Linked DNA regions of Homo sapiens: all the other regions are linked to region 3. A link is a loop called in an ENCODE intact Hi-C map of the cell type or tissue named here. Cell type or tissue: PC-9. All regions are shown on one strand. Links, peaks and the distances in the headings refer to the core of each region. The heading gives the core; the rest is flanking DNA.

What was found. Hi-C counts contacts between places; a loop is a spot of excess contacts. Peaks named below come from ENCODE experiments on the same cell type or tissue, not always from the same donor. Only the 100,000 strongest peaks of a DNase experiment are listed, where the experiment ranks them.
Region 1: a loop joins it to region 3, with 3 times the contacts of the local background. A loop is called at or near these places in 1 of 110 quality-filtered maps.
Region 2: a loop joins it to region 3, with 10 times the contacts of the local background. A loop is called at or near these places in 1 of 110 quality-filtered maps.

Annotation. Positions count from the first base shown.
Region 1 is chr2:171,527,535-171,535,079 of GRCh38, forward strand. The region is part of intron 1 of CYBRD1 (cytochrome b reductase 1); the gene reads left to right. Among named protein-coding and RNA genes, the nearest start is that of CYBRD1, 8.8 kb to the left of the region's middle. In PC-9, for the core only: CTCF peaks have their summits at 2,602 and 2,805; no DNase peak of the experiment used is centred there.
Region 2 is chr2:171,342,770-171,354,014 of GRCh38, forward strand. The region is part of intron 3 of METTL8 (methyltransferase 8, tRNA N3-cytidine); the gene reads right to left. Among named protein-coding and RNA genes, the nearest start is that of METTL8, 86 kb to the right of the region's middle. RefSeq lists an enhancer at 4,478-4,527. In PC-9, for the core only: no CTCF peak of the experiment used is centred there; DNase peaks (open chromatin) are centred at 3,832 and 5,012; H3K27ac peaks cover 1,564 bases.
Region 3 is chr2:171,266,264-171,277,508 of GRCh38, forward strand. LOC105373737 (a long non-coding RNA gene) reads right to left here. Exons shown (of 3, transcript XR_923573.3): 2 at 4,956-5,079; 3 at 1-2,509. It also overlaps the pseudogene LOC124906093. Among named protein-coding and RNA genes, the nearest start is that of TLK1, 110 kb to the left of the region's middle. In PC-9, for the core only: no CTCF peak of the experiment used is centred there; DNase peaks (open chromatin) are centred at 5,308 and 5,938; H3K4me3 peaks cover 1,635 bases; H3K27ac peaks cover 3,846 bases.

The DNA.
Region 1 (7,545 bases), core at 1-5,000, 260 kb after region 3:
TCAGCCAGTTTAAAAGCACTGGCTTAGTCAACCTCCAGGAAGAATGGACATCATATTGCACTGGAAACGCATCTTTATTCTGAGGCCTCTAGCTGATGAGAATGTTGCTGCTTAAGTACAATCTGTACCTCCTCTTCCCTTCATCCCAGTTCTCCCTCCTTTTTCTGCATCATTAAGTTTCTCCCCCAACTGGCTTATTTCCAACATGTTATAATTTCTATCATCTTCGAAAACAAAACAAAGCAAAACAAAACAAAATCACTCTTGACCCTGTATATCCCTCAGCTACTGCCTCAGTTCTCTGCTTGCCTTACTATGAACTTTTGAAATTTTTGTCCATACCTGCAGTTTCTAGTTCCTTTCTTCCTGTTCTTTCTCGAGCCGGTTCCAATTAGGTTTTCATCTCCTGCTCCACCAAAATTGTGCTTAATATGGTAGCTAATGACTACCATGTCACTAATTCCATTGGTCAATTCTCAGTCCTAATAGTGTTTGAGTGGAAGGCAGCATTTGACATAATTGACCCCTCACTCCTCCTTGGGGCACTTTATTTTATTTTATTTTTTTTGAGATGGAGTTTTGCTCTTGTTGCCCAGGCTGGAGTGCAATGGTGTGATTTGAGCTCACCGCAAACTCTGCCTCCCGGGTTCAAGCGATTCTCCTGCCTCAGCCTCCAGAGTAGCTGGGATTACAGGTATGCACCACGATGCCCAGCTAATTTTGTATTTTTAGTAGAGATGGGGTTTCTCCACGTTGGTCAGGCTGGTCTTGAACTCCCGACCTCAGGTGATCTACCCGCCTCAGCCTCCCAAAGTGCTGGGATTAGAAGTGTGAGCCACCACGTCTGGCCGGGACACTTTCTTTACTTGGCTTCTCTTTCTTCACCTGGTAAGTTGGGTGGCTTCCAGGACACCTGATTCTCATGGCTCTTCTCTCTTTCCTGGCTGCCCCATCCTCAGTCTCCTTTGCTGGTTCTTCCTCATCTTCCTGATGACGGCAGGTTAGAGTGCTCAAGCCTCAGTCTTCTGACCACTTCTTTTTTTCTACACTCACTTCTTTGGTGGTCAATCTTATCCAGTCTCTTCTTCGCTTTAAGTACTATCTATACACTGAACCCTCTCAAATTTGTATATTCAGCCCAGACTCTTCCCTGAACTCCAAATCCAAATATCTGTTTGCCTACTCAAACTCTCTACTTGAATATCAGATAGGCATGTCCAAATCTCAGCTCTTGATCTTCCTCATGCCTGCAAAACCAACTCCTCCCATAGGTTCCACCATCTCAGTAAATGGCAACTTTATCCTTGTAGTCGTTCAGGACGAAATTATGCAGTCATCTGTGATTCTTCTCTTCCATACTTCTCAGCCATTTCACTAGAAAATCTTATAGACTCTGAATTCAAAATACAGTATTATCTAAATTCTGATCACTGACTATTAATTTATTGTCTGTCTTCTCCTACTAGAATATAAACTCCCAGAAGGAAGGGATTTTGTCTGTTTTCTTCAATGCTGTATCCATAGCATTACCCAACACATAATAAACATTCAATGAATATTTACTAAATTGATGGAAGTTTGGCCAGTTCTTTAAACCAGAGGGTCACACCAACAAGGATTGGAGTACAAAGTAAATAGGTGAAGTAGATTTAGTATACAGCACCCACCAGGGTGTCTTTCTGGATTCAACTAAACATTCAGACACGAGAAACTGCTGCCAGGGGCGGTGGCTCATGCCTGTAATCCCAGCACTTTGGGAGGCCAAGGCAGGTGGATCACCTGAGGTCGGGAGTTCGAGACCAGCCTGACCAACATGGAGAAACCCCATCTCTACTAAAAATACAAAATTAGCCGGGCAGGGTGGTGCATACCTGTAATCCCAGCTACCCAGGAGGCTGAGGCAGGAGAATCGCTTGAACCCAGGAGACAGAGGTTGCGGTGAGCTGAGATCATGCCATTGCACTCCAGCCTGGGCAACAAGAGTGAAACTCTGTCTCAAAAAAAAAAAAAAAAAAAAAAAAGACATGAGAGACTATTAAGACCATACTGAACACCAGTCTACTCAGAAGGATGTAGGACAGAAGTCAGAGCTTGCTGGCAGGACAGTGGCTGGGCAGTGGCAGTGGGCATCCTTGCAGCAGCAGTCATCATAGCCCTCAGTAAGCTATCCTTTCCTCAGGTAACAGCTCAGGCACCAGGAGATGAGATCTGCACTGGTGAGATCAGAGCTTAAAGTCCCCTTGCCCCATAGGAACCACTGTCTTTTGTAGTACTCTGTATACCTACTTCTATGATCCCTGCAAGGGATAGGTAGTGGGTTGAACAGTGCCCCCCAAAAAGGTATGTCTAAATCCTAATCCCAGGTATCCATGAATGTGACCTTACTTGGAAATAGGATCTTTGCAGATGTTAACTATGGATCTCAAGATGAGGTCACCCTGGATTTAGACTGGGCTCTAAATCCTATGATTGGTGCCCTTATAAGAGAAAGGAGAAGGAGATTTGAGACAAAGACACACAGAGAAGAAGGCTATGTGAAGACAGGCAGAGATTGGAGTGATGTGGCCACAAGCCAAGGAAAATGGAGAATTGTTGGCTCCCCTAGAGGCCGAAGAGGGTATGGCATGGCTTCTCCCTCAGGACCATCCTGCTATTATAACACCTTGATTTTTAATTTCTGGCCTCCAGAACTGAGAGATAATAAATATGTTGTTTTAAGTTACTAGATTTCTGGTAATTTGTTATGGTAGCTCTAGGGGATTAATATAGGCTATAACAGTTATCACTGCACTCTGGGAAGCCCAAAGTATTGGCATCGTCATCAGGTATTTACAGATTTTTCATTGTTTCTCTCAGTCCAGACACAGTTTACCAATTGGGTCAGTTTTTATTATAACCAGCGTTGCCTAATAACTGGTGACAAACCACTTATCTGTTTACTAAGGCAGTTAATTAAAGGTCAAATCCTCATGCAGCAGAGTATAGGTGTACACTTGTGTGAGAGGTGGGAACTGTAGGGAACTAGAGAGTGCTCACTCCTGGCAAAACAGGAAGCTTCCACTTAGCCCCAGTGGATCGTGGCTACGTGAGGATGCCAGTTCAAGGTTGCCAGGGCTTCTCATTCTCCCGAGAGAATCCAGGTTTTTAAAAAATTGGTTCAAACAAAAAGTAAACCAGCCACAAAAACAAAACCTCCAAAACATTGGGCTGATCAAACAAAACAACATCTTTGGACCAAATTCCAGTCCATAGCTTCCAGTTTACAGGTGACTCCTGCTAGGGTTTTCTGACTTGACTTTGCAAGGTTTTAAATTTTTCCCTTAAAAGGTAGAACATTCTTCCTTTTTAAGAAAGATAGAGGGCCAGGCACAGTGGCTCATGCCTGTAATCCCAGGACTTTGGGAAGCCAAGTAGGGAGACAAGCCTGGGCAACATGGTGAAACCCCATCTCTACAAAAAAAAATACAAAAATTAGCCAGGCGTGCTGGTGTGTGTTGGTAAGTCCCAGCTACTCAGGAGGCTGAGGCTGGAAGATCACTTGAGCCTGGGAGGTTGAGGCTGCAGTGAGCCATGACCATGCCACTGCACTCCAGCCTGGGGACAGAACAAGACCCTGTCTCAAAAAAAAAAAAAAAAAAGAAAGACTAGAAATCTTTGTTATAACTTTTTTCTTTATATAGAGACTTCCTTAAAAGGTCAAAACAAGCTTTGAAATGACTATACAGACTTTGGCTGTACTTTTCTAAGTTTTTGTTGTTGTTCATTCAATTTCTTCATATTATCCTATCCATTTAATTAACATATTTATTAAGTACTTACTGTGTACCAGACACTGTGTAAAACAAGTAAGATACAGCTCGGTCTGCAAGCTGTTCCCATTTAATTTGGTTGGACACGAGTTATGGTTTCTTTCTTTTTGCTTGTTTGTTTTGATACAGGGTCTTGCTCTGTCAGCCAGGCTGGAGTGTAGTGGCGAAATCATGACTCACTGCAGCCTCGACCTCCCGGGCCCAAGTGATTCTTCCACCCCTCTCAAAGTGCTGGGATTACAGTTGTGAACCACCGCACCGTCCCAGCTCAAATTATGATGGGGTTTTTTGTTGTTTTGTTTAGAAATGTAGGTTATATTGATCCTTAAATATTTAGAGCTGGCTGGGACCTTAAGTTCTACCCTTCATTTTAGAGACCAAATGTCTGGCCAGGGTCAGACAACCAGGTAGTATCAAAGCCAGTACTCTTTCTAACCTGTCATAATATTGATATGAGGCACAAGAAAATATAGCTGATCTTTCTGAAAACACACAATTTCTGAATATTTTTAAATGTGTAGTCAATTAATTGAATTTTTTTCTTTTTCTACATGTATTTGGTACCAAGTAGCTGCCTTTGCGAGGATTTTAATCACTCAGAGATGTTTCTAGGGCTAAAAATATCTTCCAAATCATCTGAATCACTTCCTTCATTTTGACTTTCCAGAGATTTTCAGTTTCATGACATTCGTGCTGTGAGACAGTTTGAATGCACAGACATGTTTCAAAGCTCTGATTCTCTTTGACAGCCACTGCAGGAATCTTTTCAAGAAGTTTATTTAAAGAAGATTCTCTGCTTTTTCATTTAAACTTAAGGTCCTTTGGATAGAATCTGGTAAGCTCTTGCGTGCAGAGGGAAATGAGTTGTGGAGACTGATAATCCTGTTCTGAGCATTCTGCCAAGGAGAGTGAAATAATACTTTATTCAAAGAGGGAAGGGAAGTGTAATGAGCACACCATGTTTAAGTAGAATTCATAAGTGTTTTAAAATTCCAGTGTACTTCAAACTCAATAACTTACTCTTATTTTATTTTTGAATTCACTTCAAGTTGTTAAGTGGGTCCAAGTGCAGAATGCTTTTTACTTATTTGAAAGGGCCATTTGGTCTTCTATTAGCTAATACTTGCATCAGCAGTACAATTTTTCTTGAGTTTTTTGATTTGTGCATTTTATGGGCCTGGCATGGTGGCTTATGCCTGTAATTCTAGCACTTTGGGAGGCTGAGGCAGGAGAATCACTTGAGCCCAGGAGCTGGAGACCAGCCTGAACATCACGGCAAAACCCTGTCTCTACAAAAAAATACAAAAATTAGCCGGGCATGGTGGTGTGCACCTGTAATCCCAGCTATTTGGGAGGCTGAGGCAGGAGAATATCTTGAGCCCAGGAAGCAGAGGTTGCAGTGAGCCAAGATCATGCCACTGCACTCCAGCTTGGGCGACATAGTGAGACTCTGTCTCAAAAAAAAAGAAGACTAAAAAATAAGTATGTGAGGTGATGGATATGTTAATTAGCTTGATTTAACCATTTCACGATGTGTGTGTGTGTGTGTGTGTGTGTGTGTGTGTGTGTATGGAAACATGTTGTATAGCACAAATATATGCAATTTTTAATTGTCAAGTCTCTAAATTAAAAAAATAAATTTTAAAAAAAGTAAAAGAGGATTTGCTCATTTGCTGGCAATACTGAATGAACTACTGTGCTTTATTAGCAATTATTCCTGTGCTTTATTTAGAATTATTTGGGCCGGGCATGGTGGCTCACGCCTGTAATCCCAGCACTTTGGGAGGCCAAGGTGGGCAGATCACTTGAGGTCAGGAGTTCGAGACGAGCCTGGCCAACATGGTGATACTCTATCTCTACTAAAAATACAAAAATTAGCCGGGCATGGTAGTGCTGGTCTGTAATCCCAGCTACTCTGGAGGCTGAGGCATGAGAATTGCTTGAACCCGGGAATCCGAGGTTGCAGTGAGCCGAGATCCCGCCACTGCACTCTAGCCTGGGTGCAAAGAGAGAGACTCTGTCTCAGAAAACAAAAACAAAAACATACTTACTGAATTCCTACTATATGCCAAGCTCTATGCTAAATACTGGGATGTGACAGTGAACAAGATAGACATGTTCCCGCCTTCATGAATCACAAGATTTAAACACAGAAGAACTAGAGTCAAAATGTTTTCCATGTTTGGGGACATTTCTCTCCCTCTAAGCACTCTTCCCCTACCACACACACTTTGACAGATTCTAAATTTGCATTGCCTGCTCTAAGACAAACTTGTGTATATAAATAGTTTTGTAATGGTATATGGATGGAAAGCTGGTGTCAAACCAGAGATTACATTTTAGAGAGTATACATTTTCACATATTCCCAAGTTTTGGTTATGCAACAAGGAGCTGAGACATTTTCTTTTCTTTTCTTTCTTTCTTTCTTTTTTTTTTTTTTTTTGAGACAGAAACTCCAGCTCTGTTGCCCAGGTTGGAGTGCAGTGGCTCACTGGGACTACAGGTGTGAGCCACCATGCCCGGCTAATTTTTCTATTTTTTTATAGAGACAGGGTTTCACCACATTGGCCAGGATGGTCTTGAAATCCCGACCTTAAGAGATCCGCCTGTCTTGGCCTCCCAAAGTTCTGGGATTACAGGCGTGAGCCACCACACCCAGCCGACATTTTCTAATAATTAAACCCAAATTCAAGTTACTGTATTTTTCTCTTCATTGTCTTAAGATAATTATACACAGGTATTCACTTCTTCCTCCCTCCCTTTCTTTCTTTTTAAGTTTGTCATGCTAGCATGTTCCACCATCAATATCTTTTCTTTTAAAGGATTTAAAGTGTATTTCTCATCTATAATGTTTGTATTTCCCCTCATTTTCTGGGAGAAATGGAATGCCAACTACAGCCTCTAACAGCAAAGCCTTGTTTCCGTCACAAGTAGCTGTTTTATACCATTTCCCCTTCTTGTGGGCTTAGGGGACCTTTTTCTTCCTTCTCATTGAACCTCAGGAATGGTGTCTAGGTAAGTGCCAAGCCAAAGAAGCAAGAAATATTTAAATTCCGCTCTCCAGGCAGTTTTTATAACTGTTGAGAATAGATTCTTGTTTAGGAAATATGGCTTGGTTTGTTAAGATTGCCCTTTTCTCCCAAAGTCCACCATATTTCAGTTACTTATACATTTTAAAAAGCATGTAAACAGCTTATGCAAATGCAACATTTTGCATTTATCCTTCATTTATCCAGAGAGCATTTTGAAGCATATTGAGCTTTGCAGCAGAGCCTCTATGTAGCCAGGATAGATGCTGTGAAAACTCCATGTGCTAGAGGTCACCTGCCTCACTTCTGTGAGAGCCCCTCAAATCTCTGCGAGCCACCTATTGAGTAGGTAAGACTAATTGGCTAGTGGGTTTGCAGGCTTATGGAAATATTGTTTTAACTTTAAAACTGGAATGAGCTCTTTCAACCATAAGAAAAAACATAATAGATCCCTAAGTACCCACGACCCAGATTTAACAGATGTTAAGATTTTCAGCAACATAAAATTTTATAAGCTGTTAGCTGGGTGTAGTGGCACACACCTGTAATCCCAGTTACAGTGGAGGCTGAGATGGGAGGATGGCTTGAGCCCAGGAGGCAGAAGTTGCAGTGAGCCAAGATTGCGCCACTACACTCCAGCCTGGGTGACAGAGTGAGACCCTGTCTCAAAATAGATGAATGAATAAATAAAAATAAGACATTTTAT
Region 2 (11,245 bases), core at 2,648-7,647, 75 kb after region 3:
TACCAGTAACTAGAATGTACTGTAATACTACTATATCTTGATTAATTTGTGGGAATATTCCTCTAGGAATTAAGTGGGGTGGGGGAAGTACAGGGGAGTAACCTAATAAAAGATGTGCATAGCGGCCAGGCGAGGTGGCTCATGCCTGTAATCCCAACATTGGAAGGCCCAGGCAGGAGGACCACTTGAGGCTAGGAATTCAAGATGAGCCTGGACAACAAAGCAAGACCCTGTCTCTACTTAAAAAAAAAATGTGTGTATAGCAGTTCTATTTATATTAGGAAAAAGTGGGGAAAACTCAAATGCCCAACAACATGGGAATGAGCAAGCAAACCATGCAGTTCAAACAGGGTAACCTTATGTAGCAATTTAAAAATAAAAGATAATAAGCGGGGCATGATGGCTCATGCCTACAATACCGGCACTTTGGGAGGCCAGGGAGGGCAGATCACCTGAGGTCAGGAGCTCGAGACCGGCCTGACCAACATGGAGAAACCCCATCTCTACTAAAACTACAAAATTAGCCGGGTGTGGTGGTACATGCCTGTAATCCCAGCTACTCAGGAGGCTGAGGCAGGAGAATTGCTTGAACCCGGGAGGCGGAGGTTGCGGTGAGCTGCGATCGTGCCATTGCACTCCAGCCTGGGCAACAGGAGTGAAACTCCATCTCAATAAATAAATAAATAAATAAATATAAAAAATAAAATAATAAAGGAAAATAATATTAAGAGAAAATACACAGAATAGTATATACATTGATGGCAGCTCTAAAATTTATTTTATAGTCATTCATAACAATAAGTTGAAAATTTGAAGCAATGATAACAATTTAATCATTATTAGGTAGCTCTTTCTTTTGCAAAGCTGTATCTACTTCTTACACAAAGATTAAAGAATCTTAGCTGAATTCTTCATTCAAATTGCCTACAGAATTTCCTCATTTGATGAAAGGTTTGAATTAGAGTAGTATCTCTAAAGTCTGTTTAAGCTCTAAAAATTCTGTGTACTTTCCTATTAAGCGCCATGAATTTATGGAGAACATTAAACATTATCAGTTCTACAGACTACAAAATCTTGGATCAGATTGCCGTTTTAAACATGAGTCTGTACTACTGTTTTAATTTTTACAATTTAAAGAGAAAATGAATCTGTAGTGACGTGACTGCAATCTGGTTCAGAAACCAAACATGTCAAGCATCTAAATTCAACTCTAGCCTATGTAATATTAGAAGGCAATAGTCAGGGTTTGCTAATATACCTATTTTCAAGCCTTTTCCAACTATTTCCCACTCAGGAATTAGGAGAAAAGAAATCAGATAATTACATAAATTATACCAATAATAGTAGCATTAAAAATGACAAGAATAACACATATTACGTGTTTATTATGGGCTACGCACTATGTCAAATGCTTTACTTGGATTTTTCCCCCATTTAATCCTAGCAGTATCTCTCAGATAGATTTTATTATTCCAATTTGCAGAGAAAGAAATTCAATGTCAGAGGAAATAAAGAATTTCCCCAAGGTCACCCAGCCAGAAAGAACAGAGTCAAGACCTAGCCTAAGTCTGCTAAACTCTAAAGCCCACGCTCTCACCCATTACACTACACTGCCTCCCGAACACAAAGTCAATATGAACCCCCTGAAAATCATCTCTGCTTTTCTGATTCATACTTTCTTCTCAATTATGAAGTATCAAGTTGAAATTAAAACCTCAGTGTGGCTTACAATCAGTGTAACTACATTGTAAAAATAATGCTGATTGGAGTTACCCTTCATTAAGACAGATCAGAAATACATAATTAATTAAACTGCATACTTTAAATTATAAGAAATATAAACCATGCAGTTATATGATGAAATGATGAGCAATAGGAACATTAAATGCTCTATGAGAATATATGGGTTTGTGGGACAGAAACAAAACAGAGAAGCAGCACCAGTGTCTGGAATTTGGCTTTCAGCAGCTTCTCCAATCAATGCTGGCAACTCCATAGTTCCCAGTAATGTGTGAGAGCTTCTGAGACCCCACAGCTTGGTCAATCATCATAATTATGATTATGAGACAACAAACACCTTCAGTGTATGATTTAATTTCCTGAACTGCAAGAGTATCTGTGTTAACAGGGGAATTGGAGGAATTACTGCTCTGACCATGAGTAAAAAATTCAGTATCAAGCTGCTGGTAAGGCAGGTCAGGAATGATAAAATAATATAGCGTGGAGAAATCTGCCCTGTCTTCATCTTGTTTAACTGACTTTCTAAACAGGTGTATTAATGACAAATTTTTCTTGGAGGAAAATTTTTTTTCTTTCCTAGGTTGGTGATTCAGAGTTAACTGCTTTATGCCAGTGGCAGTAAGAGGGATGTAGCGATCTGTTTAACTACAGCCCAATGAAGCAACTTCTCAATTATTCACTTATTAAATTCAATATTGCTGAGGGAAAGAAGGAATATGCACGCTAACCATCCTTAAATATTCAGAATTCATTCTGAATCACACTCAACATCACAACTAAGAAATTGAATTAAACCATTTATGTATGACATATATAATATGATTAATATGAATTATGAAAATTTATTCTAAGTTTCCATGTAATAAAAAGCAATTTAAAGTTATTTTTGCACATCAATTACGCAAATACCTGAGCTCTCAAAGTTGGAAATTTCCACACATCAGTGAGAAAATTCATTGTCTAATAAAAGAAAACTCTTAAAAACTATGAAATTAAAAGTATGTTTCTAAGAGCACTGCATAAAATTTTAAACAAGCAAAGCCAACTTATAAACAAATAACCTAAATTTATAAGCATAAAACTTTTAGCTACTCTCTCTATATATTTTTTTCACATAGAACATTTTCTCAATGGTAAGGTATTCACAAAGTAAAGTATAGTGAGACTCATTCTTTTGCTTGACATAGATAACTTTCCATAGGTAGATAGTTAATTACAGGATATTTTAAAGTAAAAATAGCAGCTGCTTTTGTTATTCCATTTAAAAGACTCATTACATTTGCTAAATAACTGAGATATGACACACTGGAGATGTTTTTTAGGAAATTATAAAATATAATTATGTTAACTCAAAAATTGCCAAATGTATCTTTCATTTCTCTGAATTAACTTGCTTTTAAAATAAATTTGAGCTATAGTAAAATTGAAAATAAATTACAAAAAGGAAATGTGGAATTAAAAATCATTAATCTGGGCAATCTTATTGAAAGAAATGAGGGCCTGGATCTATAGTTTTTTTGTTTTTGTTTTTGTTTTTTGAGACAGGGGCTTACTCTGTGCCCAGCCTGGAGTGCAGTGGTGCAATCACAGCTCAGTGCAGCCTTGACCTCCTGGGCTCAAGTGATCCTCCCATCTCAGCCTCCCAAGTAGCTAGGACTACAAGCACGCACAACCACGCCTGGTTAACTTTTAAATTTTTTGTAGAGATGGGGTCTGACTGTTGCTCAGGCTGGTCTCAAATTCCTGGGCTCAAGAGATCCTTCCACCTTGGCCTCCCAAAGTGTTGGGATTACAGGTGTGAGCCACCACATCCGGTCCCAGATGCCATATACATTTTAATCACAAAAATGAAATGTCAACCATCCTGCAGCAAGACTATTATTTGTGATGCATAATTTCTTACTTTCAGATTGTGAGAGTGTTTCCTGACTTCAGTTCTCACCAACAGCTGAGACAATATGTGAGAAATGGGAAATGGGAGTGACAGGAGAGCCTGAGACACACAGAGACCAAAAGAAATGTGCCAGAGAGTTGGCCAGCATGGGAGAACAACCAGTACTTCCTCCCAGTTGCATTAAAATAAAGTGAGATAAGATCAGTAAACAGTGCTCCTGCTGTATAATAATCTGCATATAGAATACTCTGTGATGGGAGAACACTGGCTCTTTCAAAGATTTAGGACTCTCCTAGATAAGAAAAGATGGTGGTTCACAGAGGCACTTGCCGAAGAGCCAGGTCACTGCTTCCTCTGGGGTCTCAGTGTTTGAAAGTAGAGCTTTTAAACAATCTATTTACCTTGACCCATATTCATCAGAGACATTAAATATCAAACCTGAAGCCTCACCCAGGGTGCTGCAGACTGGCACGTCTGTGATCCCTACAGAAATTGCGCTGGATGGCTCTCACTGTAACGTCCTGCCACTCAACATGGTTCCTCAGAACAAAAGTATTCTTCCTTTACCACCCTCCGGGTAGCCTCAGTTATTGCTCTGTGTGCCCTTGCTTACGTGTGATAAGATGGTCACCCCCATAATGTGTTCCTTCTCCCTGCAGTGGTCCCCTGACAGGTATAAAGCCCATCACACTGAAGTGTTACAGAGGGGATGCAGAAGGGACCTAGCAGAAGCCTTTATCTCTTTGAGTCATTTTGAAATGGAATTTTTTGTTCTGTGTCTCTGCAGCAGTCAGAAAACTTGCACAGAAAGAGACTGGACATACTAATAAGCAAATCAAATGCTTCAAAGTGGTATCATCAACCCTCTCCTGCCTGCCTTTCCTGCTTCTACAGAGAGAGGCCAGTCACCACCTTTCTATTTCAGTCACACTACGTACGGTTCTATGGGAACTGTCATTTTCCTTTACTGCGGTTTCCAAGGCCCTAAAATAACCTTCTCATTAGCTTCACCAAGTTCATTGTTAACATAAATAGGACAAAATAGGCAGCCACATACAAACGACTTTAAGGGAACACTATCAGCACTGCTCATCTATTTATGTTCTAAATGGAAATATTCAAAATAGGGCAAAAAAATCCTTGGTTTTTCATATTATCAGGAAATATATTGTGGATAATTTTTAACTTCCTGGAAATGAATTAAGATGGCTGACAACTTTTAATTCAGTTTAGGCTTGACTCTGTCTGTCACATCCAGGTGGCCACCAGCAGAAGCTTGAGTAATGTGGAAAATATGTCTGTGCAGCTGCTGGCAAAGAAGCACAGTTATACTTCTTCAGAAACAGTGTGACAGAGTTCCTGCAAAGGAATGCAATATTGGCTGATTTGTAAGCAGTACTGCCACTGGTATGCACCCTCGAATCCAACCCTAATACTCTCTGGCCATATTCCCCTCAAAGACTTCGTGGTTGAAGCTCATAAAAATAGAATGATGTCATTGTGGATCAGGTGCTCTTCATTTCTGTCCACTCTCCAGGATACAATAAGGAGCTTAGGAGGAGGATGGAGAACTGGCTCTACGGAATAGCAAGTGATACCAGAAGATAAGATAGGTAGGCACTGCCCTCTTCACTAGGTAAGGGCAGCTAATGAGGGCAGTCTCATTAGCTTAGGCTCCCCAACTACTGTTGCTTCAAACTTTGGCCTCAATTTGTAGACTAAAGTCACCAGAACAATAGTTAACTACCAGTGGGATTAGTGATCTTCCTTATACTTGGTTTACACAGAGGAATGCTAACATCTTTCCCTGGGGAGTTCCAGGACAGCTGATCAATCTAGAAACAAAATTCAATCTCAGGGGTTGGAAACCTTTTTCTGTAATGGGCCAGATAGTATTTTAGTCTCTGTGGGCCAGCTGCAGCAGTCTTTGTTGCAACTACTCAACACTGTGACTATAGCTCAAAAGTGACCATAGACAGTATGTCAACAAATGAGTGTGTCTGTGTTCCAATAAACTTTATTCACAAAAACAGGCAGCAGGCTGGATTTCGACCATAGACTAGTTTGCTGACCCTTGCTTCATCTAACGGTTACACTGATGTTGCCACAAGAGTGACCAAAAAATGATAACCAGAACCAAGTTGTTCTGGCAAAACTAATCTATTGTATTAGAAGCCAGAATAGTGGCTCTTATGGGCCACTATTTGTGGGATTAGTGGGGTCAGGGATCAGGGGGAGTACTGTAATTGGGAAGAAGCACATGGAAGCTTCTGGATTAATAGTAATATTCTGTTTCTTGATATGGTTGATGTTTACATAGGTGTGTTAACTTCGTGAAAATTCATTGAACTATGCGAGAATTCATTGATGAGTTGTATAAATTTCTGTGTCTATTTTATAAACTATTTTTAAAAAGAAAAAAAAAGAACCAACATGTTCTAAGGGAGAAATCATTTTAAGAAAAATAAGGCAGAAAGTCCTATAGAGAGAATATAAGAGTTGGGTAAAGTGTCTGTGGGTTCCCAGCTGTGCAATGAGGATGATGCAGGCCAAGTTCTTTTGTTTGTAGTGTGCTTTTTAAAAAAATTGTGATTACAAACCACATAATGTAAAATTTAACATCTTAACTATTTTAAAATGTATAGTTCAGTACTGTTGAGTATATTCATATTGTTGTGAAACAGACCTCCAGGATGTTTTTATCTTGCTAAACTATTAACTACATACCAATTAAATGACAACTCCCCCTTTTATGAAATAACATGAGGTTAAAAAAGTAGATCCCCAAATTATATATGTATTATAATTACAACTGCTTAAAATTATATACACATTGGGTAAAAGTTCTAAATGATGAGCTAAAAACAATTATGTTAGAACAGTAGGATTAAGAGGCAATTGTCCTAAATTTTCTTAATATTTCCCCCATTTCCCGAGCCCTTGGCAACCACCATTTTTCGTTCTATGAATCTGACTACTTTAGATGTCTCAAATAAGTGGAATCATACAGTATCTGTCTTTTTGTGGTGGCTTATTTCACTTAGCATCACGTCCTCAAGGTCCATCCATGTTGTAGTATGTGACAGGATTTCTTTCCTTTTTAAGCCAGAACACGATTCCATTTTATGTATATACCACATTTGTTTTAACCATTCATCTGATGATGGGCATTTTAGGGTACTTCCACCTTTTGCCTATTGTGAATAGTGCTGCTATGAACATAGGTGTGCAAATGTCTCTTTGAGACTTTGCTTTCAAATCTTTTGCATATAACCCAGAGGTGGGATTGCTGGGTCATATGGCAGTTCTATTTTTTATTTTTTTAGGAACTTCCATACTGTTTTCCATAGTAGCCACACCATTTTACAATCTTACCAACAATACACAAGGGCTCCAATTTCTCCAAAGCCTTGTCAATGCCTGTCATTGTCAGGTTTATAAAACATTTATTTATTTTTATTGATATATAATAGATATAAATATTTTCAGAGTACATGTGATAATTTAATACCTTCTAATCAGTGTAACTGGTATATCCATCAACCTAAATATTTGTCTTTTCTTTTATTATTGTTATACTTTAAGTTCTAAGGTACATGTGCACAACATGCAAGTTTGTTACACATGTATACTTGTGCCATGTTGGTGTGCTGCACCCATTAACTCGTCATTTACATTAGGTATATCTCCTAATGCTATCCCTCCCCACTCCCGCCACCCCACAATAGGCCCCAGTGTGTGATGTTCCCCATCCTGTGTCCAAGTGTTCCCATTGTTCAATTCCCACCTATGAGTGAGAATATGTGGTGTTTGCTTTTCTGTCCTCGCGACAGTTTGCTCAGAATGATGGTTTCCAGCTTCATCCACGTCCCTACAAAGGACATGAACTCATCCTTTTTTATAGCTGCATAGTATTCCACGGTGTATATGTGCCACATTTTCTTCATCCAGTCTATCACTGATGGACATTTGGGTTGGTTCTAAGTCTTTGCTACTGTGAATAGTGCCACAATAAACATACGTGTGCATGTGTCTTTATAGCAGCATGATTTATAATCCTTTGGGTATATACCCAGTAATGGGATGACTGGGTCAAATGATATTTCTAGTTCTAGATCCTTGAGGAATCGCCACACTATCTTCCACAATGGTTGAACTAGTTTACAGTCCCACCGACAGTTTAAAAGTGTTCCTATTTCTCCACATCCTCTCCAGCACCTGCTGTTTCCTGACTTTTTAATGATTGCCATTCTAACTGGTGTGAGATGGTATCTCATTGTGGTTTTGATTTGCATTTCCCTGACGGCCAGTGATGATGAGCATTTTTTCATATGTCTGTTGGCTACATAAATGTCTTCTTTTGAGAAGTGTCTATTCATATCCTTTGCCCACTTTTTGATGGGGTTGTTTGATTTTTTCTTGTAAATTTGTTTAAGTTCTTCACAGATTCTGGATATTAGCCCTTTGTCAGATGGGTAGATTGCAAAAATTTTCTCCCATTCTGTAGGTTGCCTGTTCACTCTGATGGTAGTTTCTTTTGCTGTGCAGAAGCTCTTTAGTTTAATTAGATCACATTTGTCAACTTTGGCTTTTGTTGTCATTGCTTTTGGTGTTTTAGACATGAAGTCCTTGCCCATGCCTATGTCCTGAATGGTATTGCCTAGGTTTTCTTCTAGGGTTTTTATGGTTTTAGGACTAACATTTAAGTCTTTAATCCATCTTGAATTAATTTTTGTATAAGGTATAAGGAAGGGATCCAGTTCCAGCTTTCTAATATGGCTAGCCAGTTTTCCCAGCACCATTTATTAAATAGGGAATCCTTTCCCCATTTCTTGTTTTTGTCAGGTTTGTCAAAGATCAGATGGTTATAGATGTGTGGTATTATTTCTGAGGGCTCTGTTCTGTTCCATTGGTCTATATCTCTGTTTTGGTACCAGTACCATGCTGTTTTGGTTACTGTAGGCTTGTAGTATAGTTTGAAGTCAGGTAGCGTGATGCCTCCAGGTTTGCTCTTTTTGCTTAGGATTGACTTGGCAATGTGGGCTCTTTTTTGTTTCCATATGAACTTTCAAGTAGTTTTTTCCAATTCTGTGAAGAAAGTCATTGGCAGCTTGATGGGGATGGCATTGAATCTATAAATTACCTTGGGCAGTATGGCCATTTTCATGCTATTGATTCTTCCTATCCATGAGCATGGAATGTTCTTCCATTTGTTTGTGTCCTCTTTTATTTTGTTGAGCAGTGGTTGGTAGTTCTCCTTGAAGAGGTCCTTCACATCCCTTGTAATTTGGATTCCTAGGTATTTTATTCTCTTTGAAGCAATTGTGAATGGGAGTTCACTCATGATTTGGCTCTCTGTTTGTCTGTTATTGGTGTATAGGAATGCTTGTGATTTTTGCACATTGATTTTGTATCCTGAGACTTTGCTGATGTTGCTTATCAGCTTAAGGAGATTTTGGGCTGAGACAATGGGGTTTTCTAAATATACAATCATGTCATCTGCAAATAGGGAAAATTTGACTTTCTCTTTTCCTAATTGAATTCCCTTTCTTTCTCTTGCCTGATTGCCCTGGCCAGAACTTCCAACACTATGTTGAGTAAGAGTGGTGAGAGAGGACATCCCTGTTTTGTGCCAGTTTTCAAAGGGAATGCTTCCAGTTTCTGCCCGTACGTATGATATTGACTGTGAGTTTGTCATAAATAGCTCTTATTATTTTGAGATATGTCCCATCAATACCTAATTTATTGAGAGTTGTTTTAGCAAGAAGGGCTGTTGAATTTTGTTGAAGGCCTTTTCTGCATCCATTGAGATAATCATGTGGTTTTTATCTTTCCTTCTGTTAATATGTTGGATTACGTTTATGGATTTGTGTATGTTGAACCAGCCTTGCATCCCAGGGATGAAGCCCATTTGGTCATGGTGGATAAGCTTTTTGATGTGCTCCTGGATTCAGTTTGCCAGTATTTTATTTAGGATTTTCACATCAATGTTCATCAGGGATCAGGGATATTGGTCTAAAATTCTCTTTTTTTGTTGTGTCTCTGCCAGGCTTTGGTATCAGGATGATGCTGGCCTCATAAAATGAGTTAGGGAGGATTCCCTCTTTTTCTATTGATTGGAATAGTTTCAGAAGGAATGGTACCAGCTCCTCCTTGTACCTCTGGTAGAATTCGGCTGTGAATCCATCTGGTCCTGGACTTTTTTTGGTTGGTAGGCTCTTAATTATTGCCTCAATTTCAGAACCTGTTATTGGTCTATTCAGGGATTCAACTTCTTCCTGGTTTAGTCTTGAGAGGGTATAAGTGTCCAGGAATTTATCCATTTCTTCTAGATTTTCTAGTTTATTTGCATAGAGGTGTTTACAGTATACTCTGATGGTAGTTTGTATTTCTGTGGGATCAGTGGTGATATCCCCTTTATCATTTTTTATTGCATCTGTTTGATTCTTCTCTCTTTTCTTCTTTATTAGTCTTGCTAGCGGTCTATCAATTTTGTTGATCTTTTCAAAAAACCAGCTCCTGGATTCATTGATTTTTTGAAGGGTTTTTTGTGTCTCTATCTCCTTCAGTTCTGCTCTGATCTTAGTTATTTCTTGCCTTCTGCTAGCTTTTGAATGTGTTTGCTCTTGCTTCTCTAGTTCTTTTAATTGTGATGTTAGGGTGTCAATTTTAGATCTTTCCTGCTTTCTCTTGTGGGCCTTTAGTGCTATAAATTTCCCTCTACACACTGCTTTAAATGTGTCCCAGAGATTCTGGTATGTTGTATCTTTGTTCTCATTGGTTTCAAAGAACATCTTTATTTCTGCCTTCATTTCATTATGTACCCAGTAGTCACTCAGGAGCAGCTTGTGCAGTTTCCGTGTAGTTGGGTGGTTTGGGTGAGTTTCTTAATCCTGAGTTCTAGTTTGATTGCACTGTGGTCTGAGCGACTGTTTGTTATAATTTCTGTTCTTTTACATTTGCCGAGGAGTGCTTTACTTCTAACTATGTGGTCAATTTTGGAATAAGTGTGATGTGGTGCTGAGAAGAATGTATGTTCTGTTGATCTGGGGTGGAGAGTTCTGTAGATGTCTATTAGGTCCACTTGCTGCAGAGCTGAGTTCAATTTCTGGATATCGTTGTTAACTTTCTGTCTCATTGATCTGTCTAATGTTGACAGTGGGGTGTTAAAGTCTTCCATTATTACTGTGTGGGAGTCTCTTTGTAGGTCTCTAAGGACTTGCTTTATGAATTTGGGTGCTCCTGTATTGGGTGCATATATATTCAGGATAGTTAGCTCTTCTTGTTGAATTGATCCCTTTACCATCATGTAATGGCCTTTGTCTCTTCTGATCTTTGTTGGTTTAAAGTCTGTTTTATCAGAGACTAGGATTGCAACCCCTGCTTTTTTTTGTTTTCCATTTGCTTGGTAGATCTTCCTCCATCCCTTTATTTTGAGCCTATGTGTGTCTCTGCACATGAGATGGGTCTCCTGAATACAGCACACTGATGGGTCTTGACTCTGTATCCAATTTGCCAGTCTGTGTCTTTTAATTGGAGCATTTAGCCCATTTACATTTAAGGTTAATATTGTTATGTGTGAATTTGATCCTGTCATTATGATGTTAGCTG
Region 3 (11,245 bases), core at 3,740-8,739:
TCATTTCTAAAAAACAACAAAAAGAACGTTTTTTTCACTTCCTTATTACCAAGTACTTCAGTGGCTCCTGATCCCTTCAGATAACATCTAAACTCCTCTTCGTGGCAAATGAGACTCTCCATCCTCTGATTTCTTTTTACCTGTCTGGCCCCATCCCTCACTATTTTCCTACCACCACACCTCCACCTGTTCCACACAAGTTTTACTCCAGTAGCACTCAGCTATCTGGTTCCAGAGCATGCTATGCTCAGTCCCATTCCTGAAGCTTTGTATACAATGTTCTCTCTACTTGGAACACCCTCCCCAGCTTGTCCACCTGGCAAATCCACCCCGTGTCTTCAAGTCACAGATAAAATACTGCTTCTTCTGTGAAGCCTTTCTTGATCCCCTCAGACTCATTCAGGTTTTCTTCTCCTTTGTCACAATCCTACTGAAGCAATAATCTTACTGTAATGCAACTGTTTGCAGGTCTGTCTCCTCACTAGTCTATACATTTCTGCAGATCATGAACTGAGACTTCATCCTTGTATGCCAGGCACTCAGCACAGGGCCTGGTACACAGTAGGCACTTAATAAGTATGTTTTAAATGAATGAGCTTAAGCAACTTACATATGCTTACTGCTATGCTAAAATGTTCTCTCATGTTATGCTTACAACAACCCTATGAAAAAGTATTATTCTTATTTTGGGGGGGTGATTAGAATATGCCACCCCAAAATATGAACTTTTGCATAAGGATTATTTTGAGCTGAAAACAGTTGAGAAGCAGCACATGCCAAGAAGTATCTCTGCCCTCCTCCCTACTTGCCTAAAAGTAGGACGTAAATTTCCATTTGTGCCAGGTTTGGCGGCTCACACCTGTAATCCCAGCATTTTGGGAGGCCGAAGCAGAAGACTCACTTGAGGCCAGGAGTTTGAGACCAGTCTGGGCAATATAGCGAGACACCCATCTCTGCAATTAACAATTTTTTTAATAAAAAAAAATACATTTGCAAAGGCGTCTCTCTCTCTCTCTCTCTCTCTCGCATACCAGGAAGAGGAAACTCTTAGACTCATAATCACTAGAGACGAGGAGATAACTCTAGCCCAGAGATAGCACCAAAAGGTACCTACATAGTAAACCCTAATAAAATAACTCCTATTTTCCATTAGTTTCTCTCCACATATTTACCTCCCCACAATTTGTCACTCCAAAAGCTTAAACCCCTTTTCCTTCGTTTTGCCACATCTCTACAAATACACCATTCTTCGTTACGATGCTACATAACAACTACTCCTGCAAACTACTCATCACTGAGTAGTTTTTATGTAGCATCTTTGTTACGATGCTACATAACAACTACTCCTGCAAGTTACACTCATCACTGAGTTTCTCCCAAATGCATGTGCATTGCACACATTCATAAGCTCTGTTTTTCTCTTGTTAACCTGTCTTTTGTCAGTTCAATTTCTAGGTTCCTAACTGTAGAACCTAGGAGAATAGAAGAAAAGTGGTTTTTTCCTCTGCAGTTTACAGATAAACAAACTGAACCATAATGAGTTTAAGTAATTTGTCTGTAGAATTTCAACCCAGTTCTGTCTAATGCTAAAAATTTATGCTGTTTGCTACATTATGCTGTTTGTCTAAGCAGGTAAATTGTGTCGTTTCAGTAGCACTTAAGCTAGCTGCATATGGCATGGCTGATCCAACTTTTTCTGAAATAATAGACTGCTCTTCTTTCCCTGAGAGATCAAAACCCCCATTATGTGTCTGCCCCATCCACTCCCACTGAAATTGTTCTTTTCAAGGTCTCAAGTGATCTCTTTGTTGCCAAATCTAATGACCATTTTTCTCTTATCTTTTTTGACTCTCAATAGTTTCCCACAAAGTTGACCGCTCTCTTTGTTCTGGAAATAATGTTCTCTCTCAGCTTTTGTGACAAACCATTCTCTTGGGTGTTTTTTTTTTCTTGCCTCCCTGGGCACTCTGTCTCAATTCCCTTTTCTGGCTCTTCCTTCTCTTCCCTACCTCTAAATACTGGGCTTCCTCAGAATGAGGTCTTGAACCAGCTCCTCTTCTCTGTCCACCTCCTGCTGTAGGTGATCTCACCCAGGCCTGGGAAATTAAATGACATCCATATGCTGTTTGCCATTAGTATATCTCCAGCCAAGAAGTCTGCTTACGCTCACATGTCCAACTAACTACTTGATATCTCTACTTGATTGTTTCATTAGTACATCTTTAAAATCTCATTGGGAACTTAATTTCTCCTCTTAAAGACGTCCCTCTCCCAGTGTTTCAGTTACTATTGCTATGTGACAAACCACTTCCAATCTTCATGTGTCAGGACCCCAGACAGGGTACAGTGGGAATGACTTATCTTGACTCCATAGTAGCTGAATCCTCTGCTGGGAAGACTCGGAGGTTGGGGTTGCCTTAACAATAGGGGCTGCAATCATCTGAAGGCCTCTTCATTCACACATCTGGTGGTCAATGCTGGCTGCTGACCGGGACCTTAGCTGGGACTGCTGAATGGAACATTTACACTTCATGTGACTTGGATTCCTTCATAGCGGGGCAGTCTCAGGATAGGTGGGCTTCCTTATTTTTATTTATATGAGGTCTCACTCTGTTGCCCAGGCTAGAATGGGAATGCAGAGGTGTGATTATGGCTCCTGCAGCTTTGAACTCCTGGGCTCAAGTGATCCTCCCTCCTCCGACTTCCTAGTAGCTGGGACTACAGGTGTGAGCCACCGTCCCCAGCTGAGGTGGACTTATTTTTTTTTTTTAAGACGGAGTATCGCTCTGTTGCCTCAGGCTGAATACATTGGCAAGATCTTGGCTCACTGCAACCTCTGCTTTGCGGGTTCAAGCAATTCTCCTGCCTCAGCCTCCCCAGTAGCTGGGATTACAGGCACGTTCCACCATGTCCAGCTGATTTTTGTGTTTATAGTTGAGAGAGAGTTTCACCATGTTGGCCAGGCTGGTCTAGAACTCCCGACCTCGGGCTGGGAGCGGTGGCTCATGCCTGTAATCCCAGCACTTGGAAGGCCGAGGTGGGTGGATCACCTGAGGTCAGGAGTTCAAGACCAGCCTGGCCAACATGGTGAAACCCCATCTCTACTAAAAATACAAAAATTAGCCCGGTGTGGTGGTGTGTGCCTATAATCCCAGCTACTCAGGAGGCTGAGGCAAGATAATCACTTGAACCTGGGAGGCAGAGGTTGCAGTGAGCTGAGACCATACCATTGCATTCCAGCCTGGGCAACAAGCGTGAAACTCTGTCTCAAAAAAAAAAAAAAAAAACAAAAAAAACTCCTGGCCTCAAGTGATCTGCCCACTTCAGCCTCCCAAAGTTTGGGATTACAGGTGTAAGCCACAGAGCCTAGCCTGAGATGGACTTCTTATGTGATAGACCATGCAATGTCCTAGCAGACAAGACAGAGGCTTCCCATGTCCTTTTATGATCTAAATGTGGATGTCCCGGGGTTGGTTCCACTGCTACTCTATTGGTAGAAGCAGCCACACGCATGCCCAGAGTCAAGAGAAGGAGGTGTAGAGATTCCCTCTCGGTGGGTATATTAGTCTGTTCTCACACTACTATAAAGAAATACCTGTACCTGAGACTGGGTAATTTATAAAGAAAACAGGTTTGATTGGCTTATGGTTCCACAGGCTATACAGGAAGCATGGCAACATTTGCTTCAGGGGAGGGCTCGGAAAGCTTCCAGTCATGGCAGAAGGCAAAAGGCGAGTGAAGAGCTTCACATGGCCAGAGCAGGATGAAGTGCTGGGGGTGGGGTGGGAGGGGCGGGTAAGGTGCCACACAGTTTTAAACAAGTAGAACTCATGAGAACTCACTCAGTGTCAGGAGAGCCTCGCCAGGATATGGTGCTAACCCATTCATGAAAGACCACCCCCATGATCCAATCACCTCCCACAAGGCCCCACCTCTGACACTGGGGATTACAATTCAACACAAGATTTGGGTGGGAACACAGATCCAAACCGTATTAATGGGATAAACAGCACAAGTCACTATCACCTGGTACCAACTAACTGGTCTTACTGCTTCCGTATTTGTCCTCCTCCAATACATTTTTCATGTAACAGCCAAAGTGATCTTACTAAAATATGACTAACCTTATTCTCTGCCTTAAAAGCCACTAATGATTTCCCAATGCACTCAGAATAAAATCTTAATTTCTTGTCCCTGCAACCTCATCTACTATCACTCTTCCCTTGACTCAACCACTGTAGAGCATGCCTCTTCTTTTCTACTTCATAGGTTTGTACTTGCTGTTCCCTTTAACTGAAATACTCTTTCCTTCCTTGTCACTGCTTTTCATCCATAGGCCTAGCTTTTTCTCACTCAAGACTTGCCTCTCATGGCCTGACCACTCTGACTAAAGGGACCTTTACTCAATTTAGTCACCTTTTTATTCACTCTTCATCACCCTCTTTTTTTTCTTCAGAACTCTTCAGAATCTGTAAGTATAATATTTATCTGCGTACTTGTTTATTTGGGACTCTCTCATTAGAATGTAAACTCCGTGCGGGTCTTATTAACTAATTTTATCCCCGGCACCTACCATAATCCCTGGCATACAGTAGATGCTGAGAAAATATTTTTTGAATATAACAATAGATAGATAGATAGATAGATAGATAGATAGATAGATAGATAGATAGACAGAGAGAGAGATAGATAGATGATCTAGTCATTCAATGGCAGCAAAAGAAAAGACATTTCCTCCTGAGTGTCTCTTTAGCCAAGAAAAAAATTTCCCTTAAGAAGTCCTTCCCCTTGAGAACCCAGTTCTAATTCCCAGTCTTTTTGAGATTCCGGACATCTGATTCAGGCCCTGAAATGGACCTGGCATCTTGGATCACACTGTTCCTGGAGGAGGCATGTTCATCAAATTATCAAAACAATGTCACCTGCATTCACTTAGAGGCAATGACATAATTAACCTTGCTGGTTTCTGAAGCTCATAGAGGGCTGTGATGGGTTTCCTAGGATCCCCGTTTTCTTTCAGACATCCATTTGCAGCCAGATCTGACCATCCACTTGTAGGTCATCCTTTCTGCAATCATCCTGCAATTCCAAACATTCAAAGACACAGACAATGGTTTACAAACACTTTGGATTTGTTACAACAACACATTCATGCTTTTTCATACCCCCTCATCTATGAGCTATAGGCATCTATGAGCTATAGGCATCTATTTGATTTTGCTCATCTAAAGAGAATCACAATGAAGTGATTTTGAAAGCATTTTGAGACTTTTGCCAATTCCTTTAAGCTTAGTAAACAGCCTCAGGTGTCAAAATGCCAGCACTCCAAATCACCCATCTAAAGATCTCTTGACAAGCTCATTAATACTAAAGGTTGGTTTGCCATTTCATTTGGTCTTATCAAGATGTTATTTTCTCCCCCTTTTATTCACACTGGATCTTCAGCCAAGGAAATGTGCTCCCAGTTTCCCTTCAAGGAAGATTTTTCTTTTGTTGTTTTTCACTGCACTTCTTTTTCTTCGTTTATTTTATTTTTTCTTTTCTTGCTATAGCTTGCCATGTTGCCTCTATGTTTTATTCTTAAGATGGTATTTAAGCCTTTTATATCCTGCTACCTTTATTGATAGCAAAACGGAAGTTTATGTGTCTTTTCCCCTTGAAACTCAGGAAGGATTTGTCAAGTGTGACTTTTTAAGGAAAAAAAAAAAAATCAACTGTATCTGTTTGGCAAAGATTCGCCACCACACTTGCAATTCTCCTCTCCAGTACTTTCCTGGGACTGACAGTTTTTTGGTCTATTTCACTGGCTGCTGTAACATGTTCCCTTATACTGGCTCATTCCCAATGGTTTGGTAGCAAGTCAGATGAATGAGTCATGGTGAACTGGGAAGTAATGTCAACATTCAGAGCCCTTCTCACTCTCCCTCCAGGCTGGCATAGGCCACCTCACATTCTTTACATGTTACAAAGAGCCAGGTAACTGATTCTAACACCTTTTCACCCATCTACAAGTGGAAATTGTGCAACCTCTGTGAGCACACAACAGGGCTGAGACATCTGGAATTTTTCTGCTATTCCTTTCCCCTTGGAGAGTTTACACTGTATTAAATTTAACTTTTCTGATAGCTAAAGAATAGTTTTAGAGTTAGGAAAAAGAGAGAATGAATGTTAATGAGCAACATTTTTACCAGTTCTCTGCAACATTACCCAAATCATTCAACTATCTTATTGCTAAAAAGAATTCTACCAACTTTTCGGGTGGAAATCCTTTGGACTGGTGCCTGATACACCAACTTTGAGAACAATTTAATGTGACTGGGTTTCATTGTTTTCAGTTCCTTCAAAGAAAGGCAAATTTTTTTTTTTTTTTTTTTTTTTTTTGAGACAGAGTCTCGCTCTGTCTCCCAGGCTAGAGTGCAATGGCGCAATCTCGGCTCACTGCAAGCTCCACCTCCCGGGTTCAAGCCGTTCTCTTGCCTCAGCCTCCCAAGTAGCTGCAACTACAAGCGCCCGCCACCACGCCTGGCTAATTTTTTGTACTTTTTTTAGTAGAGACGGGGTTGCACCGTGTTAGCCAGGATGGTCTCCATCTCCTGACCTTGTGATCCACCTGCCTCGGCCTCCCAAAGTGCTGGGATTACAGGCGTGAGCCACCGCGCCTAGATGGGGCAAATGTTTTACTACATCAGATACTTTGTCTTTAGTCAACCGATTTTTTTCTTTTTTTTTTTTTGAAGACAAGGTCTTTTTGAACATTTTATTTTCTTCTAAGTACTCCCTGAAAGTATTCTGTTTTGCAGTGTTCTTCATAATGCTCCATCTGTCCTGGATTTTTAGAAGATTTTTTTTTTAAATCCCCTCAGAAAATTCAATGAAAAAAGGTAAAGGCTTTACTGCCAGTAGATTTTTGTTTCTCTTCTTTCTGGGAAAGAGCCAGTTTGAGCTTAAAAATAGACCTGAGAAATATCTACAGCTTGAGAATCATTCAACCCTCTAATATTTGCTCTAGAATAAAAAGGAGAGTTGATACATCTGATCTCAAATGATCCCCATCGTTATCACCTTTTTATTTCAGATCAAATAATTCACCACAGCAGCCTCCTGGTGAAGCAAATTCCATTATGTTAACCACCTGCTCTCTCTTATTTTTAATTTATACTGACAAAAGAGAGAAGGTGGGAATTTAGGTCATTCCAAGTGTCCCATGTTCAACATTCATCAATTGATGCTGTTTATTATTTATTACCAATGGCAGTTACTGCGATCCTAACACCAGATATCCACTGGGATAAAAATAGTGTGGCAATAAAAAGGAATGACTTATTTTTAAAGTTTTCCTTTTTAAAAAAATTATTGATTACAATTGACATAATAAAATTCACAATATTTAAGTGTACAATGAAAGTGTTTATCATCAGCTGATAAATCTGGAAGTGTTGCTGCTTGAATTTTTAATGACAAATTAGAGTTGTTGATACGAATACATTGGTATTTGGATGTACTTTCAGGGTCAATGTTAAAAGACATTTTAATATGATTTGGATGTTTTGCCTTGGAAGCAGTTCATCTATGCATACAAAATCAATCCTTTTTTTGTTTGTTTGTTTTTAGAGACGGATCTCCCTATGTTGCCCAGGCTGGCCTGCAGTGGGGTTATTCACAGTTATGACCATAGTACACTGGAGCCTCAAACTCCTGGGCTCAAATGATCCTCCTGCCTAAGCCTCCAGAGTAGGTGAGACTATAGACACACACTACCATGCTGGGCCAAAATCAACTCTAAAGAAACTGTGGGTAAATTTCTTTTCTTTTCTTTTTTATTTTTTTGAGACAGGGTCTCATTCTGTCACCCAGGCTAGAGTGCAGTTGCACAATTACCGCTCACTGCAGCCTCGAACTCCTGGGCTCAAGCTATCCTCCTGCCTCAGCTCCTGAGTAACTGGGACTACAGGTGTGTGGCACCACGCCCAGCTAAATTTTTTTTTTTTTTTTTAGTAAAGACAAGGTCTCACTACGTTGCCCAGGCTGGTCTTTAACTCCTGGGCTCAAGTGAGCCTCCTGCCTAGGCCTCTCAAAATGTTGGGATGATAGGCGTGAGCCACTGCACCTGGCCTCGCTCTCCTTCTTAAATAAGTTTTTCCTCTTTTCCTTGGGAACTTAAAGTTTTGATGTAATTTTATCTTTACATTTTCATTTTTATTTTAGATTCAGGGGGGTCCATGTGTAGATTTGTTACAAGAGTATGTCATATGGGGCTGGGGTTTGGGCTTCTTTCTATTGGTCCCATTACCCAGATAGTGAACATAGTCCCCAATAGGAAGGTTTTCAGCCTTGCTCGCCTTTCCTCCTTTTGGAGTCTCCAGTGTCTATTGGTCCCATCTTTATGTCCACATGAATCCAATTATGTAATTTTAAGCTTACAGAAAAGCTGCAAGAATAGTGCAAAGAACTCCCATATACTCTTACTCAAATTCACCAATTTTTATTTTTACTCCAACTTAAATAAATTTAACATTTAGTTTTTTATTTGAGAAAAAAAAAATTAAGGTCTAGCTCTTTCCAAAGTTTGTATTTCCATTTATCTCTAGCCTAACTGGTAGAAAAATAGCAATTAATAGCACTGTTTTACAGCAAGGGAGACTGAGACACAGAGAAGTCTAACAGAACTCTGGGGTCCAGCACCACCTATGGCCAACATAAGGAAGCCAGTCACCACTCAGCTCTGCAGTCTAGCTTGGCAACCTCTAGCCTGACCTCTTCCTGGGATCCCTGGCTCCTATACAAAGCCCTTGCTCCTGACCCTTAGTTTTGATGACTGACATTACCCTTATTGTCCCAATCTTCGATGCGCCTTTTGCCTTTGGCCATTCTGGAGATCACCACACACTCAATTCAGCCCACTAGGGACCTTACCCTGTCTCAGCCCTTAATAGCAGGCAACTTAAAAAGTAGTAGTATTGTCAAATATGCACAACTAGGGATCCCAGGTGTCCTAGCACCTAGAATCATAGAATCAAGAAACACTGGCACTGACGTGACCATGAAATCATTCGGCACAACTCTTGTATCACATGAGGACACTGAGGCCCCAAGAGATTTAATATTTTGTCAGGGTCACATAGTGAAGTGAGCTGGTAGCAAAGGCATGGCTAAAATTCTAGTTTTATGATTTTTTAAACAACATACTGCTGCCTTGTTTTTATTATTATTAACAATTAATCACATGTAAAACAGTATGGCAGTCACTCCAAAAATTAAACATAGAACTACTAGCAATTCTACTTCTGGTATATACCTCAAAGAATTGAAAGTATAGTTTGAACAGATATATTTGTACACTGTATTTATTTATTTTGAGACAGGGTCTTGCTGTCACCCAGCTAGAGTGCAGTGGCATGATCACAGCTCACAGCAGCCTCAACCTCCTGAGCTCAAGCAATCCTCCCACCTCAGCCTCCTGAGTAGTTGGGACCACAGGCACGTGCCATCATGCCCGGCTAATTTATTTTTACTTTTTGCAGAGATGGGATCTCCCTATGTTTCCCAGGCTGGTCTCGAACTCCTGGCCTCAAATGATCCTCCCACCTCAGCCTCCCAAAGTGCTGGGATTACAGGTGTGAGCCACTGTGCCCAGCCTGTGCACTGCATTAATCAGCTCAGACTGCCCGTAAAAGCCACCACAGTCTGGGTGGCTTTAACAACAGAAATTTATTTTCTTTAAGTTCTGGAGGCAAGAAGTCCAAGATCAAGGAGTTATCAGGGCTGGTTTCTGTTGAGGACTCTCCTCCTGGCTTGTAGGCAGCTACCTCTTGCTGCGTCATCACATGGCCTCTTCCCTACACTTGTAGAGAGGGAGAGTGACAGAGGGGTGTCTTTTCTCTTTTTTAAAATAAGGACATCAGTCTTATTGGATTAGGGTCTCACCCTTCTGACCTCATTTAACCTTAATTACCTCCCTAAAAGTCCTGTCTCCAAATACAGTCACTTTGGAAGCTAGGGCCTCAACATATAAATTTTGAGAGGACATGAGTCAGTTCACAACAACTATCTTCTCAGTTTTTTTTTTTTTTTTTTGAGATGGAGTTTCGCTCTTGTTGAACAGGCTGGCGTGCAATGGCGTGATCTCAGCTCACCGCAATCTCGGCCTCCTGAGTTCAAGCAATTCTCCTGCCTCAGCCTCTTGAGTAGCTGGGATTACAGGCCTGTGCCACCACACCTGTCTAATTTTGTATTTTTAGTAGAGACAGGGTTTCTCCATGTTGGTCAGGCTGGCCTCGAACTTCTGACCTCAGGTGATCCGCCCGCCTCAGCCCCCCAAAATGCTGGGATTACAGGCTGAGCCACCACGCCCAGCCTCTTCTCAGTTTTTTGTAAACTAGAACTATTCTAAAAAATAAAATATATTAATAAAAAATTTAGATTCCCTAAGCAACCTAAGTGTCCATTAACAGACAAATGGGTAATGAAAATGTGGTACATATACATGATGAAGTATTATACAGCCATGAATAAAGAATAAGATCCTGTCATTTGCAAAAACATGGATGGAACTGGAGATCATTATGTTAAGTGAAATAATCCAGGCACAGAAAGACAAACTTCACATAATCTCACTGATTTGTGGAAACTAAAAATTAAAACAATTGAACTCATTGAGATAGAGAATAGAAGGTTGGTTAACAGAGGCTGGAATGGTAGTCAGAGGCGGGGTGGAGTGTGGGCATGGTTAATGGGTACAAAAATATAGTTAGAATGAATAAGATCTAGTATTTGATAGCACAACAGGGTGACTACAGTCAACAATAATTTATTGTACATTTAAAAATAACTAAAAGAATATAATTGAATTGTTTGTAACACAAAGGATAAATGCTTTAGGTCATAAATACCCCATTTACCCTGCTGTGAGTATTATGCATTGCCTGTCTGTACTAAAATATCTCATGTATCCCATAAATATATATATACCTACTATGTACCCACAAACATTTTAAAAAAACTTTAGATACCCAAACCAAACTTCTAGAGATAAAAATACATCTGAGATGAAAATACACTGGATGTATTGTGCCATTGGATGGGAATGTAAGTGCCATTGCATGGAAATAATGGTAGATTAAACAATGCAGAAGAAAAAATTATGGATTTTGAAGACACAGCAATAGAAAGTTCACAAGGAGCTGCCTCCACCGTGGGCCTGTGAGAATCGAGGCCCTCGCCAGTGTACCCATGTATCAAAACCAGT